Linked DNA regions of Homo sapiens: region 1 is linked to region 2. A link is a loop called in an ENCODE intact Hi-C map of the cell type or tissue named here. Cell type or tissue: heart right ventricle. All regions are shown on one strand. Links, peaks and the distances in the headings refer to the core of each region. The heading gives the core; the rest is flanking DNA.

The links. Peaks named below come from ENCODE experiments on the same cell type or tissue, not always from the same donor. Only the 100,000 strongest peaks of a DNase experiment are listed, where the experiment ranks them.
Region 1: a loop joins it to region 2, with 3.0 times the contacts of the local background. A loop is called at or near these places in 1 of 110 quality-filtered maps.

What each region holds. Positions count from the first base shown.
Region 1 is chr9:119,031,476-119,040,162 of GRCh38, forward strand. No RefSeq gene overlaps it. Among named protein-coding and RNA genes, the nearest start is that of BRINP1, 330 kb to the right of the region's middle. In heart right ventricle, for the core only: no CTCF peak of the experiment used is centred there; no DNase peak of the experiment used is centred there.
Region 2 is chr9:119,212,437-119,221,046 of GRCh38, forward strand. BRINP1 (BMP/retinoic acid inducible neural specific 1) reads right to left here. Exons shown (of 8, transcript NM_014618.3): 6 at 1,483-1,719. Among named protein-coding and RNA genes, the nearest start is that of BRINP1, 150 kb to the right of the region's middle. In heart right ventricle, for the core only: no CTCF peak of the experiment used is centred there; a DNase peak (open chromatin) is centred at 4,739.

The DNA of each region.
Region 1 (8,687 bases), core at 506-8,505, 180 kb before region 2:
AAAAGAAGAATATCTTCCTTATAATTTTTGTGAGGATTCATCTAGACCAGCAGATTCTTAAGAATATTCTGTAAAATGTTTATTACAGAAAATATAATAAGTATTCTGGGGAAAAAAATGTCATGGTCAAATGTATTTGGGAATTGCTGTATTAAACAAAATTAAACAGATTTATTTCAGGTAGAACTTTGTAAAACTTCTATATGTTAATATAAATTATGAATCTCTAGAGAAGATATGTAAGATTTAATGTCTCCCAAAAACATTAATCAAAGAAATATGTGGATCCAATGTCTTCCAAAAATATTGATAATGAAATCATTGGTAGCCAGGTTCTTATTTACAGGCAATAGAGCCAAACTCAGAATAGGGAGGCAGGGTGGAAGCAGGAGAGAGAGAGAGAGAGAGAGAGAGAGAGAGACAGAGAGAGAGAGACAGAGAGAGACAGAGAGAGAGAGAATGAATGAATATATATGTATTTTTTTCTTTTAAAGAAGGGCCTAGATTCAGAAGTTCAAACACAGTCATTAAGACTGAGTCCCTGTTTATTTCTGGGTTCTAATTATTGTCAAGTTTTTATTCTGTTATTACAGTATTGGGTCCTTTACCCATCTCTGAACTAACCAATGATGATTATAGTCAGATTGATACAATGCTCTGATTAAATATATCTATCTCTGGACCTTAAGATAAAATCATTTCCAGGGCCGGGTGCGGTGGCTCATGCCTGTAATCCCAGCACTTTGGGAGGCCGAGGCAGGCAGATCACGAGGTCAGGAGATGGAGACCATCCTGGCTAACACGGTGAAACCCCGTCTCTACTAAAAAAAACACAAAAAATTAGTCGGGCGTGGTGGTGGGCGCCTGTAGTGCCAGCTACTCGGGAGGCTGAGGCAGGAGAATGGCGTGTACCTGGGAGGCAGAGCTTGCAGTGAGCCGAGATGGCACCACTGCACTCCAGCCTGGGCGACAGAGCGAGTTTTTTTGTTTTTTGTTTTTTTTTTTCAAAAAAAAAAAGATAAAATAATTTCCATATTACCTACATCAATTAAGAGTAGGAATTGAATAATTTTGGCATCCTGTTTTCAAAATGGAAACACATAAGTTAGGAATTACAGGATGTATGCTATAGAATCATACCCTCTCCTTTTGGATTGAACTTCAAATGAAACAAAGACACAACACTTTTTGGAAAATGTAAGTTAGATGGTTGTGTACAGGGTCCTGGCCATAAGAGATCCTCATGAAATGTCAACTCCTTTCCTTTGTCACTCCTTCTATGCTATTTTAGTGTCTTAGTGAGCCAATCAAACAATTTGGGAAGCCCTGTTAACACCTAAATATCAATCCAGGTATCAATTCTTAGAATCTAAATCAAATCCCCAAGCACTCAAAAAAGTTCTTTAAGCATGGTCATGAACTCAGTACTATAGGATGCCTAACTATATTCTACTGAGTATTCTTTAATTGAATACATCAAAAATAGCTGTGCTTCCATATACCACACACCATACAGTTCCTCAGAGTTTTACATATTTATTAGTTTAAATGCCATAGGAGAAAGACTTTCAAAAAATTTTCCCCAATCCATTATTAAGATTTTTTTCATTCGCTCTGAAGACATTAATACTTCAAGGTGGCCTTGACCTGTTTCTTCTCTACTCTACCCTAACTGCTTTGAGCCCCCACGTTACCTTTCTCACCTCTTCATACTTCTCTTGATTGACCTTTCATACTTTCCTTGGCCAATCTCTCTATTGCATTAGTGCAGCCTCTGTTTGCTGCCTTCTTTTGGATTTTTATCTATCTATCTTTGCCAACCTGCACATCCTCTTGGACTCCTGTATCTCCCTTCTTAAATGTCTTTCTTTTCTAACCTTAGTCCTTGCTATGGCATTGCATTCATAAATATTGTTTCCACCAGTTGTTAGCCATGTGACCTTTTGTTTGCAGAAATCATATCCATATTCATAAGCTGCTAGGCATATTTTATAAATCAGAATTCATTGTGAAATACATTAACCCCTCCTATTGTCTCAGCTTGCCAGTTAGAGGAAATCATAGTCTCTTGCAGTTTTGTTCCAAAAAATAAGAGTTCACTTCAACTCCTACTAAAGGGAAGAGACCAATAAATCACAACCCTGCTAACCTGCTGGCAATTCTGTCTTACCAGCAGCTCTCTGATTGCAGGGAAACAATAATAATAATGGAATTGCAGATACAAATACACTTTTCATTTGGAGGTTTCCCTCCTTAATACTAAAACACGTTAGCATCTGGAACGATTGTCAAGCATCCAATTCTGTTATCCAAGAACCAGGAAGGTCATTCAGCCAAGAACTAGAGCTAAGTTACTGACTTTTACAATAAAAGTAAAGAGAAGATGAGAAGTAGTGTCTATTGTGACTTCATCACATTAACACTGAGTTAGGTTATTAGACTTATCTGACCTTCAAAATGATTGCGTGTATATACCCACACACATAATTTATGCATACTATTTATAAAATAGTACTAATAATATGGCATCTCAGGCTACCATAACAAAATCCCATAGAATGGGTAGCATTAACAACAGAAATTGATTTCTCACTGTTCAACAGAAATTGATTTCTCACTCATCTATTCTTTTAGCAATTTTGAAATATACGACGCATTATTATTAACTGTCGTCACCATGCAGTGCAATAGATCTGGAAGTAAAGATAATAAGAATTTCTGTTCTGCAGACTTTCCAGAAGGTTTGTTCAATCACATCAGACCATAAGGAACAAAGTGTTTGGGGGCCCATAAAGTGTTATGCAAAGGTTAGTGGAAGGAAGTCCCAGATCACAGTGCTAGAATAGTCTAGTTCTGACAAGGAATCTCTTCCTGGCTTACAGGCAACCATCCTCTCCCTGTGTCTTCACATGATGCAGAGTGAGAGAGTTCTAGTCTCTTCTTCTTCTTATGAGGACACTAATCCTATGGTGGGGCCCCATCCTTGTGACCTCATCTAAACCTAATTGTCTCCTAAAGGCCCCGCCTCATCATACCACCATATTGGGGCTTAAAGTTTCAACATATGAATTTGGGGTAAGACACAAACATTCAGTCCATAACAATATGCAATCCTGATTCTTACAGAAGAGGATACTAAGGCTCTGACATAGCCCAAGGTTACACAGTGAGTGAGTAGAGTGAGTTATAGACCCCAGTCTTTCTGGCTTAGAAGTCCAGATACATTTCAAGACTGATTTTTAAAAAATAAAAAATTATATAATAAAATAATTCAAGCTCTCTGTAAACTCTTATAATCATGAGAAGCCCACTTCCTCTTAATACATCTTGGTGTTTTCATAGTGTAGGAGGCAAAGCTTGGGTTGAGAAATATAGTTTCCCAAGATTTAGACTTGTCTCTCTCTCCAGTAAACAACTTTCTTTCTCTGAGACTCCTCATCTTCTAAACAGTGAAGTTAGAAAGTGTTAGGGGGTGTTAGGAGGTCTTTGTTCTGAATTATTAAAGCTCTCATTGGTAGAATAGTCTCAATGTGCCAGAAATTCCAGTAAGTGTTAATTTAACTTTCTCATTTGCAACAGACACTTTTACGGATGAGGTAAATGAGGGCTCAAGAGGTTAAGTAACTAGGCCAAGTTAATCCAACTAGCAAGGAGTAGGAATTTAAACCCAGATCTGACCCCAAGCCTACGTCTCAACCACAATTCCTTACAACAGTTTAAATATTCTTTTCAAGAGAGTACTCATTCTTCTTAAAAGATAAAAGACATCTCCAAGTGTGATCTTATAAATGAAAATGACCATGAAACTATTATCCCATTGATCTGTCTTCTACAAACACAGTCCGTCAAAATGAAAGACATAGGCAGTCAGACTCCAAGGTCAAATCCAAGCTACCACTAAGTTCCATCATTAGTTCATTCATCTGACTATAATCAGAAGATGAAGAGACTAGAGTTTAGCTTCTGGGATTTAAACTTGTGGTTCCCAGGAATCTCACAGGATGTTACATGCGCTCCACTGATTAGGTCCTCCCACTGACTCTCTCTGCCTCACTGACTATGTGACATTTGTGTTAGTTCTATACATGCTACAGTTATACTATGAATATTGTGCACTCTGGTAAAATCTTTCAGTTTCATATATCAGGCTGCTGTACCAACAGTAATTAATTAGGCCTTACAACCCCTGATGAGATTATTAAGTATAAACACAGCCTTGTGCGTGGCCCAGGGAATTTTGTCATCAGAAGTTGTAAGTTCAATTCACACCTTCACAATGGACCTCAGGCTACTGGTACAAAGGCTATCAGAAAGATAAAAAAGGATGATATTATGATTCAGATCATGAATTTTCTCCTATGGAGCAAAAAGGGAAATATTCTTGACATACAGAATTCAGTTTGTAGAGTGATGGTCACCCAAGGAGTGCTGGAGTTGAGGACAGAAGATAAAGGTCTTCGACCTGCCATTGACACCAAGTTACAGCAGTGCTGTTGTCCGTGTGGCCTTGGGCAAGCATGTTAAACTCCCTAAACATCAACTTCTTATCAATTTATTTTTAACTGAAAAATAATAATTGTGTATATGTATGGGGTACAATGTGATGTCTTGATCTATGCCTACATTGTAGAAAGATTCAAGGAAGCTAATTAACATATTCCTCACCTCACCAACTTCTTTGTGGCAAGAACATTAAAAATCTATTCTTTTAGCAATTTTGAAAAATACAATACATTATTATTAAGTGTCGTCACCATGCAGTGCAATAGATCTGGAAGTAAAGATAATAAGAATTTCTGTTCTGCAGACTTTCCAGAAGGTTTGTACAATCACATCAGACCATAAGGAACAAAGGGGGCCCATAAAGTGTTATGCAAAGGTTAGTATTTGCATGCCACTATGACTTGAGCTCATGATGACCTGCTGGATATAAAAATCAGTTTAATTTCATATGCTATGCTCCTACTGAGTATTGAGCACCTAGGTCTCCTGAATATGGAAGATGCAAAGGTGAATACAATCATTCTCTGAGGGCTTTCTGCCTCTTTGGGTCTATGCAAGAAAACTATGACGGCAAATATTAAAATGTTAATTAGCACTGGTTGCATTTCTATAATCATTCTCTATTTTTTTTTTTTTTTGCGTTTCATGGACAGTGCAAACACAACTACAATATGTGATATAGCCAGCCCCCATGAGAGGGGGTATGATTTTCTGTAACAGAGAATAAGATCCTACTAACACATCACAGAGGACAAAAGCGGTATATATCCAAAGTTGGTTATTTGCAGTTGAAATATAAACAGCTTCTCTTGCTTAATAATATACTACCTGTATTGCTCACTCTGAATCTTTTTTGTCAAACTGATATGCTAAACTGTCTATATATAGCATTATGCCAAAATCAATGTTTAAAGCATGCATAACATCTGAGGACTTCTTATTTCTAAAAACAGTTTGGTTATTATTGTGGACCAAATGTTTTTGTCCCCCCAAAATTCATATGTTGAAATTCTAACTCCCAATGTGACGGTAGTAGAACACAGGGCCTTTGGGAGGTAATTAAGTCTTGAGTGTAGAGCCCTCGTGAATGGGATTAATGCCTTACAAAAAGGACCCCAGAGTGCTCTCTCTCATCCTCTTTCCACCATATGAGGATACAACTAGAAGATGGCAGTCTGTACCCAGAAGAGGGCCCTCTTAGAACAGACCATGCTAGCACCCTGATCTGGGGCTCCCAGCCTTCAGCACTGGGATAAATAAATTCTATTGTTTATCTACCACCTGGTCTATGGTACTTTTCTGGAATAGCCCTAACTGGTGCAGGTATAAATTTGATATGTATGGTGATTCTTGTTACACTATTAAGAAAAAGGAAACAATTTCTCACAGAGATGCTGGGTGGAAAATTGAAGTCCTCTGATTCCTTTCCTCATTATTAATAAAGTATTTAATTAAGAAATAATGTATTAATTTAACAAATCTTTATTGAGCATTGCTGGTAGAAGTATCAAATGGTATAAGTACTTTGAAAAGCAGTGGGGCAAGCCCTTATAAAGATTCTCATAGAGGTGTGTACAAATATACACCTATGCCATGACTCAACAATCTCCTCAATAGAAATGAAAATGTCTCTTTGCCCCAAAGAAATGAAAATATGTATGCACAAAAAAGACTTATATAGGAATGTTCATGCACCTTTATCTTAAATCACTAAAGACTGGAAACATGTCCATCAACAGTAGAATGAAGGAACAAAATATGATATATCCCTACTACGCAGTACTACTCAGCAATACTAATAAACTATTAGTATCTGCAGTGTCAGTGCATCTCAGAGACATTACACTGAACAAGAGTTACTAGACTTAGGAGGAGATGCTGTATGACTCTACTTACACGTAGTTTTAGAATAGGTAAATTAATCTAGAGTAATAGAAATCAGATTACTGATTGCCTGGAGTCAGGGGTGGGGAATTCAGTGGCAAAGGACACAATGGATCTTTCGGGGATGATGGATGTAGTCTCTATTTTAACCAAGGTGGTGATCATAGGTATGTACACATAATTAAAACTCATTGAATTGTATAGAGTACTTAAAATGAACACATTTATCTTACTGTGTGTAAATTATGCCTCAATAAAACTGATTTTAAAGCATATACAAAGATTTTATCACATTAAATGTTGTCAACAACATCCCCTTTCTTCCCTCATAGTCTTAGCTATCTCATTGTTTACTTACTCATTAGAAGGGGCTAGAAAAAGCCTCCCGCGATTGTGAGTTTAATAATCTACGTGAAATTATGAAACTGTCCAAATCCATGTGGAAATGCTAAGTTTTTGGTTTTTTTAATGGACAAAAGGATGACCAAGCATTTGCTCTGATTTGTCAAATCAAAATTGCCCCCTGATGTGGCATTTCATATGACTGGGAATTCAACCAAGCCTTTTATTTTTTTATTATTTTGTTTTTATTATACTTTAAGTTTTAGGGTACATGTGCACAATGTGCAGGTTTGTTACATATGTATACATGTGCCATGTTGGTGTGCTGCACCCAGTAACTCGTCATTTAACATTAGGTATATCTCCCAATGCTATTCCTCCCCCTTCCCCCTACCCCATAACAGGCCCTGGTGTGTGATGTTCCCCTTCCTGTGTCTGTGTGTTCTCATTGTTCAATTCCCACCTATGAGTGAGAACATGCGGTGTTTGGTTTTTTGTCCTTGTGATAGTTTGCTGAGAATGATGGTTTCCAGCTTCATCCATGTCCCTACAAAGGACATGAACTCATCCTTTTTTATGGCTGCATAGTATTCCATGGTGTATATGTGCCACATTTTCTTAATCCAGTCTATCATTGTTGGACATTTGGCTTGGTTCCAAGTCTTTGCTATTGTGAATAGTGCTGCAATAAACATATGTGTGCATGTGTCTTTATAGCAGCATGATTTATAGTCCTTTGGGTATATGCCCAGTAATGGGATGGCTGGGTCAAATGGTATTTCTAGTTCTAGATCCCTGAGGAATTGCCACACTGCCTTCCACAATGGTTGAACAAGTTTACAGTCCCACCAACAGTGTAAAAGTGTTCCTATTTCTCCACATCCTCTCCAGCACCTGTTGTTTCCTGACTTTTTAATGATCGCCATTCTAACTGGTGTGAGATGGTATCTCATTATGGTTTTGATTTGCATTTCTCTGATGTCCAGTGATGATGAGCATTTTTTCATGTGTCTTTTGGCTGCATAAATGTCTTCTTTTGAGAAGTGTCTGTTCATATCATTTGCCCACTTTTTGATGGGGTTGTTTGTTTTTTTCTTGTAAATTTGTTTGTAAATGAAATTGTAAAATTTCATTGTAGATTCTGGATATTAGTCCTTTGTCAGATGAGTAGATTGCAAAAATTTTCTCCCATTCTGTAGGTTGCCTGTTCACTCTGATGGTAGTTTCTTTTGCTGTGCAGAAGCTCTTTAGTTTAATTAGATCCCATTTGTCACTTTTGGCTTTTGTTGCCATTGCTTTTGGTGTTTTAGACATGAAGACCTTGCCCATGCCTATGTCCTGAATGGTATTGCCTAGGTTTTCTTCTAGGGTTTTTATGGTTTTAGGTCTAACATGTAAGTCTTTAATCCATCTTGAATTAATTTTTGTGTAAGGTGTAAGGAAGGGATCCAGTTTCAGCTTTCTACATATGGCTAGTCAGTTTTCTCAGCACCATTTATTAAATAGGGAATCCTTTCCCCATTTCTTGTTTTTGTCAGGTTTCTCAAAGATCAGATAGTTGTAGATATGTGGCATTATTTCTGAGGGCTCTGTTCTGTTCCATTGGTCTATATCTCTGTTTTGGTACCAGTACCATGCTGTTTTGGTTACTGTAGCCTTGTAGTATAGTTTGAAGTCAGGTAGTGTGATGCCTCCAGCTTTGTTCTTTTGGCGTAGGATTGACTTGGCAATGCGGGCTCTTTTTTGGTTCCATACGAACTTTAAAGTCATTTTTTCCAATTCTGTGAAGAAAGTCATTGGTAGCTTGATTGGGATGGCATTGAATCTATAATTTACCTTGGGCAGTATGGCCTTTTTGACGATATTGATTCTTCCTACCCATGAGCATGGAATGTTCTTCCATTCATTTGTATCCTCTTTTATTTCATTGAGCAGTGGTTTGTAGTTCTCCTTGAAGA
Region 2 (8,610 bases), core at 2-8,001:
CAGGCCTGGGGGACAAAGTAAAATTAAGTTACCAAATCTGCTGTGAGCACTAGATTTGGAATCAGGAATTCCATTACCAATCCTGCCATTTACTAACTGTGCAACCCTAGGGAAAACACTGGGTCTTGCAGGAGGATTATAGAGGAGGTGTTCCCTTCTCTGTAATTCAGAAATGTTAGTACTTCCTTTAAGGTGGCTATTATAACAGATTTAAGAAATATAATGTTGTTGTAAAGACAGGAATGCTTTTTTGCATGAGTCCATTTATTTAACAGGTACTTGAGCACATATTATATGTTAAGTACCTGCTTGGCATCTCTTCTTGGAAGTCTCAAGGATTCTCAAGCTTATCCTATAGAAAAGTGAGCACATGGTCTTCTTTCCAAATCTTTCAGGGTGTTCTAGCTCAATGAAAGATATCAACATCTATCAAGTTGTCTAACATGCCTATCTAAAGGAGGTTTATGAGTATCACCTCAATATCCCTTTTCTCTTCAACTCTTGTAGACAATCTAACATCAAGCTCTGCCATTTTTTCCTTCTAAATATGTTGGCATATCTGCACATTTCCAGTTTTTACAACTTGTACCATCTCCTTAACCCACATCATGGTCATCTCTCTCCTAGGCCCTTTGTGCCTCCCATTGGTCTACCTGTAATCACCTTCTCATATCTGCACCATAGTCAGATACTTCCATTTCTGTTCTTTTTTAAGGTAGACTTCCTTGACCACATTGACCCCCAACTCTACATCGTTTGTTCACAGCAACTCCTCCCTTTTTACAGACGTATCCTTGACATTTCCTAATCATTGGCATGGTTACATAATTAATGCCTGGCTTTCCAACAAAACTCAAATGTCCATGAAGGTAGAGATCCTACTTCAGACTTCATCCACTTTAGGAGCTTGGATGACTGTCTTTCCACCCCTGAAACTCATTTTTCTGAACTATGAAAGGCAGAAAATAACTAAGATACCAGAAAAGAGACTTTGAGCTTTGATAGTCTGTAGATTCTTTGGATATCTATATCTCTATGCATATGCACATATAAATATACACATAGAGGTATGTTTATCTAGTTATAGAGATGGACAGAAGTGTGTGGGTGCACACACAAACACATACACACACAAATATCCACACACACATACACAGCCCAAGGAATCAATACAACTACCTCTGACTCTTCCCTCTCCAGAGGCTTCCTATGCAGATTTATTCTTTCTGTCTTCTGGGTACGACAGAAACAATACATCATATGACCACAAACTGGATTATGCTATTCATTAATTTTATTCAGTTGAGATTTATTGAGTGCCTGCTCTGTGACAGCTATTATACTTGCATCTGGACACTCCAAAGTGAAAGGGTCAGGGTCACTGAACTTTCCCTTGCAGCAGTCCTAATTCCAGTTAGATTAGCTCCCTTTCAGACTTGGCTCAAGGCCACTCATGCAGTGGCACTGAGTGAGACTCTCTACCTGAATTCTCCAGGTCCTTATAAGCTTCGGCCCAAGACTTGGCCATGTTGGCCAGCGTGTACTCCATGATCTGGATGTCCGTGATGGGGCAGTTGCACTGCGGAAACTCCTCGGCACATTGGCAGCGACACTGGCTGTTCTGGCACAGGTACTCCCCCTCCCCATTGCACATGATATAGCTCAAGGCCGACTGGACAAACTTCTCTTGCAGATACTGAGGAAAGATTATCTGAAGACCTGTGTGAGAATAGCAAGAAGGGAAAACAGAAAGGTTTAAAAAAAGGTGTTTCATTAACAATTTCCAAAGGTGATACATAGGAATCTGAAGCTGCTACATTTCTCCCTGTGTATTGGAACCAATATATTTCTGGGCCAACCTAGATCCAGACAGGGTATTATTGGTGAGGCTTCCAGTTGCATCACTTTTACTTAAACTTCTCAGGTCATGACTTTGGCCATCTCTGAAAGGCATACTCTATTCTGTTATAGTAGGACTGAGGCTAGAGCCACATATGGTATATACCTTTTCCATTTGTGGAGAAAACTCTTATTGAAAATATAACATTATTGTTTATTATTCTTTATTTCCTCAAGTGCTTTCCTTAAGTATTTATATAAACCCTATTTATGAAACACAAGTTCTGAGCTAGGCACTAGGCCTGTAGAGATAAAAAAAAAAAAAAGACACAATCCTTGCCCTTGGGGAGTTTACAATATAATCAGCAGGTGTAGACATGGACGCACATCATCATAACATGGCTTTATAGACCTATAGCAGAGAGAGCCATATGAGGCAAATGAACAGCAGAAGACTGCAAATAACATTGTTTAGATAGCAGGGAAACCTTCATAGAGGAGACAGAATTTGGGCTGGTTGAAAAGCAAGTAAGAGAACACTAGGTTAAAAGAAGAACAGGAAGGACATTCTTAAAAGAGGAAAGGCATCATGTGTCTGGAAATTCCTAGTGAAGAAATGAACTTGGATGAATGGAGGTGCTCGTGCTGTAGAAAATAGCTGTAGAGAGGGACAGAGGCCAGTGTGCAAAGGGCTTTATTATATGCTAGGGAATTTGGACATTATTCTGTGGATCATAGGTACACATTGGTAGTTTTGAAGGGTACGAGTAACATAATTAGAGTGATATAATTTAATAGGACCACTGTAACATAAAAACTAACACATCACTAGACACAAGCATCACTAGATAATTAATTTTCTCTTCTTTGCTCTAACAGTGAGGAAGCCATGGTCTACCAATAGGAAGTGACCAGCCCATGGTTACAGGATTAGCACTCTGGATTACATCTCATGATCCTCTCTTTATACTTGAATATTCAAAGTCTTAATACAGAGAGCCAATGATAGAGAAGGATTTATTTGGACATGAGCACTACTCTGGTACCTATGAAAAGTCAGCAGAGTGGTCTATTGTCTGTGGTGCCCAGAGAGAAGGACAGATCTGGGCTAACTTAATTCATTAGGGCACTTTCGCTTAGGACATTTCTCTCCACCTCATTTGGAGCTGCAAACAGTTTTAGCTTCCAATATGAGGTAATGGTTCTACTACTCACTGTGTAAAAGAGAACTGTATTCTTATTTGGATTATTTTTTTTCTCATTTATGCTTCAGGGACACTCCTTAATCCAACTCATCAGGGATTTGCTCAACAAGGTCAGCATTTCTTCCATTTTCTATTCACAGTTGTTTCTAGATTTTTATCTTTTTTCCATTTTCTTCAGGTTTTATATATACTTAAATAAGCCCCATCCTTTCAACCTGTCTTCACATGGCAGCTAAAAGAGAATATTTTCAGAGGGACATTGTGGGAAAGAAGATGATTCCTCCAGCATGCCTTATGGCAGGACACCACACGCTGTAGTAAAAAACCTGGGCATGGCTGCACTGCATGCTGTAGTCAGAAACCTGGGCATGGCTGCACTGCACGGTGTGGTCAAAAACCTGGGCAGGGCTGCACTGGCTCCTCTTCTTACTACCTAAGTCATCTCAAGCAAAATATTCAGCCTGCCTGTTAGGTTCCACTTAGTATCTATGTACAAAGATTATTGAGAGGACTACATGAAAGAATGCCTACAAATTATCTGGAAAAGCTCCTGGCACATAGCAAGCAAACAATAAATGTTGTCTGTTCTTATTTTTGATGTGATGACGATGACGATATTGATGATGATGCCACTCCTCTGATTAAAGTGGTTAAAGGTTTAACAAAACCTTCAGGATTAATGAAAGAAAAACAGGTGTGGGTGTATAATCAAAAGGCAGTCTTCACATATTTGCAGAGCTTTGATAAGCAGGAGGGTTTAGAATTCTGTGCCTGTTGAACCAGCATTGGTGACAGGGCTGTTGAGAAAGGTGTATATGTCAATATGCATGGAAGGGATTCTAGCAGATTAAGCTATACAGTTGAACAACGGGCTGCTGTGAGACTGAGTGAGCTCCACATTGATGAGCAATGAGTCCGTATGGGTTTGAGTGACTGTTTGGGAGGGCTACTGTACAAGGGCATAACACACATACCAAAACGTGAGGTAAAACAAATCAAGAATAAAGTCCCTTCTGAACTGAGTCTACAATTCTTTCAGAGTGTGCAATTCTTTCTGAGTCTACAATTCTTTTAGTCATTTTATCTATATCACCATTTTCTCTTCTAGAGCCAAATTTATTTTTAGCTGATCCCAATCCCCCATAGGCAACTGGGTGTATGGATCGGGGTTAAGTTTCTGTTGCTTAAAGGAACTCTACAGACTATATTCTCAGTTCTATTTTTCTAGCTTGCTCATCATTTTCTTTCTCCCTTCTGTAGGGGATAAAATATTCTATTCTTGGTCCCAGCCCAAAAGGAATTTGGGGAGAGCATTTATAGAAAATTGCGTCAAATCATTTTTCCATTTGGCAAGGATACAAAAGGCAGTATTACCTACCCCATTTAATGCAACTGAAAACAGATGAAGTTTGGGGTTGGGGGTTTTCTGGGAGCAGCTAAAATACAAAACTGGCTGCTCTTTAAAAATGGAAACTCAGAACATGCCGAGCTGTCTTGGAGGCAGAATCTCCTGGGCAATTTCGAAAGAGAACAATGAAGACATAGCAATTAAAAAGCACTTTTCTGTAAAATGTCATTACTGTTTAAAGTTACATAACCATTTCTACGGCAGCGGAGGTTCACACAGCAGTCACAGACAGAGTCGTCTCCTGATGGCCTGTGTCCAACAAAGAGGCCCAGTGCTGAACTCCTACATGGGCGCCTGAATCCTGCCTGCTTCAATGGGAACCATAAATAATTTGGAGGGGGATTTGGCTTGTGAAACCACTGTTTGAAAGATATACAGCTGCCGGCTGGGGTGAAATATTCTGTCCCCACAGTTCCCAAAGACACAACACACAGACACACAGACACACACACACACACACGGAGAGAAAGAGAGAGAGAGAAAAGAAAACTGAGAAAATGAGAGAGAAAAGGGCTACTGTTATTGCCAAGCATATAAATTTTGCCTTAGAAAACCCAGGCAGGCAATAGTTGAGAGTTTTATTTGAACATCAACTCACCCACACTGAACATATGGAATATTTTTCTCCCAATCTTTTTATATATTAAAATAATCTTGTTATAATTTAAAATGGAATGTTTCACTGTTCTGCAGAGCATGTGGGCAATGTATATGTGGGAACACCCAAGATGTCTTCCTTCTCTTTTCCTGATTTGTGCCTCATTCTTTTTCCTTTCAATTCACCTTCGACAGGTGCATCTCACAATATTTTTTGTAGCTTGTATACAGTCTTTGTGTGCTGAGATATTATTTCTCTTTCTCTGTGTCACATGATGGGATATCTCTATTTCCTTGCCTCCCTCCTTCCTCTTATCTCCTAATATTCTCTTCTGTACTGAGAATACATCAGAAAAACCCTGCCTTTTTTTCAGTACCTGCAATACACACATCAATATTGTTCCTCCCATAATCTTTGCACTTGCGTTTCCCTGTGCACCGAATATTCTCTCCTCAGATTTCTGCTTGATCCCTTGTCCTATAATCCAGACCCTCCCAGACCCAGGTTAAAAGGCATCTTCAATTTTTTTCATAGGATTAATTCCTGGCTGAAATTATCTTTTGAATTTGTTTTATTTCTAATAGTTTTTCTATCATCCCCATTAGAGAGTAGGCTCTAGGGAAGAAGGGACCTGTCTGCCCTCTAAGGGCCCCCAGAGTATAAACTAAGGTCAAGCCCAGTGTAGGCTCCAGGCACTCATTTGTTGATCAAATAAATATTTTTTTTTTTTTTTTTTTGAGACCGAGTCTCACTCTGTCACCAGGCTGGAGTGCAGTGGCACAATCTCAGGTCACTGCAACCTCCGCCTCCCGGGTTCAAGCGATTCTCCTACCTCAGCCTCCCGAGTAGGGTTTCAACATGTTGGTCAGGATGGTTTTGAGCTCTTGACCTCATGATCCACTTGCCTCGGCCTCCCAAAGTGCTGGGATTACAGGCATAAGCCACTGCACCCTAACAGTCAAAGGAACTTTGAACTTTAAACACTTCCTCCTGCAAGGAGGAAGTGTTGACTTTGAACTTTAAACGCTTCCTTCTCCAAGATGAAAAGAAAGTGCCTCACGAGGCTTCTGAGGTGTTAGAATTTAAAAATCAGGTGACCTGGCCAAAGTCTCACAACTAAGGTAACAGAACCAGGACTCCAATCTAGGAATTCAACTTGAGTTCTGACACACTCGAGGGTGACCTGGCTTACAACCCCTGTGGTGGCTCCAGCACAGTTGAGACCTCTGGCAATGTTTTATACCCCCTGAAACTCAGGGATTTTTTTTTTTTTTTTTTGGCTATGAGGTTGAAACCCCAATCTCCTTGTATACTAACAAAGAGAGAAAAGGCATAAACTTAAGCCACAACTCGGCTGCCATGGACTGCATGTTTGCGCTCCCTGTCCCCTGCATACATACATTCATATGCCAAAACCCTCACTTGCAATGCCATGGTATAAGAAGCCGGAAACTTAGGAAAGTCATTAGGTTTAGATGAGGTCATGTGGGTGGTGCCCTTGTGATGGGACTAGTGCCCTTATAAGAAAAGGAAGAGATGGGAGAAGAGACAGCTTGTAGCTGTCTACAAGCCAGGAAGCAGTCCCTCCCTCACCAGACACCATATCTGCTGGTACTTGATCTTAGACTTCCCAGCATCCAGACCTGTGACAAATAATTTCCTTTTGTGTAAGCCACCCAGTCTGTGAAATTTTGTTACAGCAGCCTGAGCAGACCAAGACACTGTCATAATTAAGTGTTCAACAAATGTTAGGTTGCCCCCCATTTAACTAGATATCAGATCACATTCATTACCTGGACCAAACTTGAACCCTTCTTGAAAAATCCTCCTTGAATAGCACCATTTGAGCCAGTATAAAACATGCTAAGAATGCATTTTCTTATATGAGGATTAAAATAATTATTATTGGTCTTCGTTTTTAATCACTCCATCATTTTTCTTCTATTAATTTTCCTTCCTTCCTTCCTGTTTTCCTTCTTTCCTCATTTTCTTCCCTCCTTCCTTCTTCCCATTTATCTTTCCTTTCTTTCTTCCCATCTTTCTGCTTCCCTTCTTTCACACATATTCCTGAAGCCCTACTATGTGCCAGGCAGCTGTGCTGTGGATACTAGGGTGAATGAGGCAGACAACTCCCTCTTGTTGTAGGTCTTACTGTTTACTGAGAGAGAGAGAGAGAGAGAGAGAGAGAGAGAGAGAGAGAGAGAGAGAGAAAGAGATGTAAACTAGTTGCTTGGATGCAATGAAACCAGTATTCTATGAGAAGTACAAGTTTTTCAGGGAACACAGGGAAAGAACAATGAACTCAGCATGGACTGGATTAGGGGTGTTAAAAGCACTCTCCACTCTCCTAGGGGGTAGCATTTAAGCTGAGACCTAATGGATACAAGGGCACTAGGGGATGAGGGATCCACAGAAAGAGTAGTCTAGACAGCGGGAAGAGCATGGAAAAGGCCACGGGCATAGAACTCCTTCCAGCTGAGAATCAACTTGGCCCTCACATTTCTTTCTGACTAAGGTTCGTCTTCTTTTGTTTGTTTGCTTACAAGTTCCCTAGAAAAGAAAAGAAAGAGTACTTGCACACAAGAGATCAAAATTTTGAAGGGAAGGGTGACACAAAGCAGAAATCTGTGAGCTCCTTAGAGGAAATAGCATTTCTTATAGTACAAGAAAGATCTTTATTCATTATAAGATGGGATTCTGAGACTCAGGAAAAAAATGGGGCTCACTGTGTTATTGAGTTTCAACCACTGGGAGTACTCAAGTAACAGAAGAACTTTAGGGGACCCTCAAGTTGGATCTCTGGAGACCTTCAACAACATTGATGATATTGCTAGCAGGCACTTGGATCAACTGACCATGCTCTGTGAGGCTGGGGAAAGAAGAATATCTGGAAAAGATAACTGGGAAAGAAGATCCAATCAACAGAAGCTGAAGGTGAACCTAAGACCTGAAGATTATAGCCCAATCTTCATCGCTGACTTTGATTCTGCTCTTTTGCTGACAGGAACTCAGCTTGTTTCTCCTTTTAACAAGTAGTACATTAGGAATTGTTGGAGGAAATAAGAGGTTTAATGCATGCTTCCCACCTCCTAAAGAAACAGAGAGGTTACTCAGATATTGAAAACTAAAGCAAAAAAAAAATTCAAGAACGGGAAAGAAAGTCCTTGATTGATGATTAAAACATTAAAAGTAGTATTGTGTCTGGCACATAGTAGGTTTTTATAAATGTATTTCAAGTATTGAATAAGTCAGTGATCTATTATGAAGACGAAAGAAAATAGGCCTGGAAATAATGAATATGGAAGACTTTGTAATGGCTGTGGGATGTGGGCTGAATCTTGAAACATGAGCATGGTCTGAATAGGTAGATAAAGAAAGTGAACTCAGTATGCCATAGCAGAGGGCATAATTTGGGTCAATCTAAGCCTTTCTTATGCAAGGCAAAGACCATGCATTGTCATAGGTTGTTTTTGGTAAGCTTTATTTTGTTTTATTCTATATCCTAATTACCTAATACAGTGGTATTTTTGATGGATTTGCTCTTTTCTGACCTATTTCAT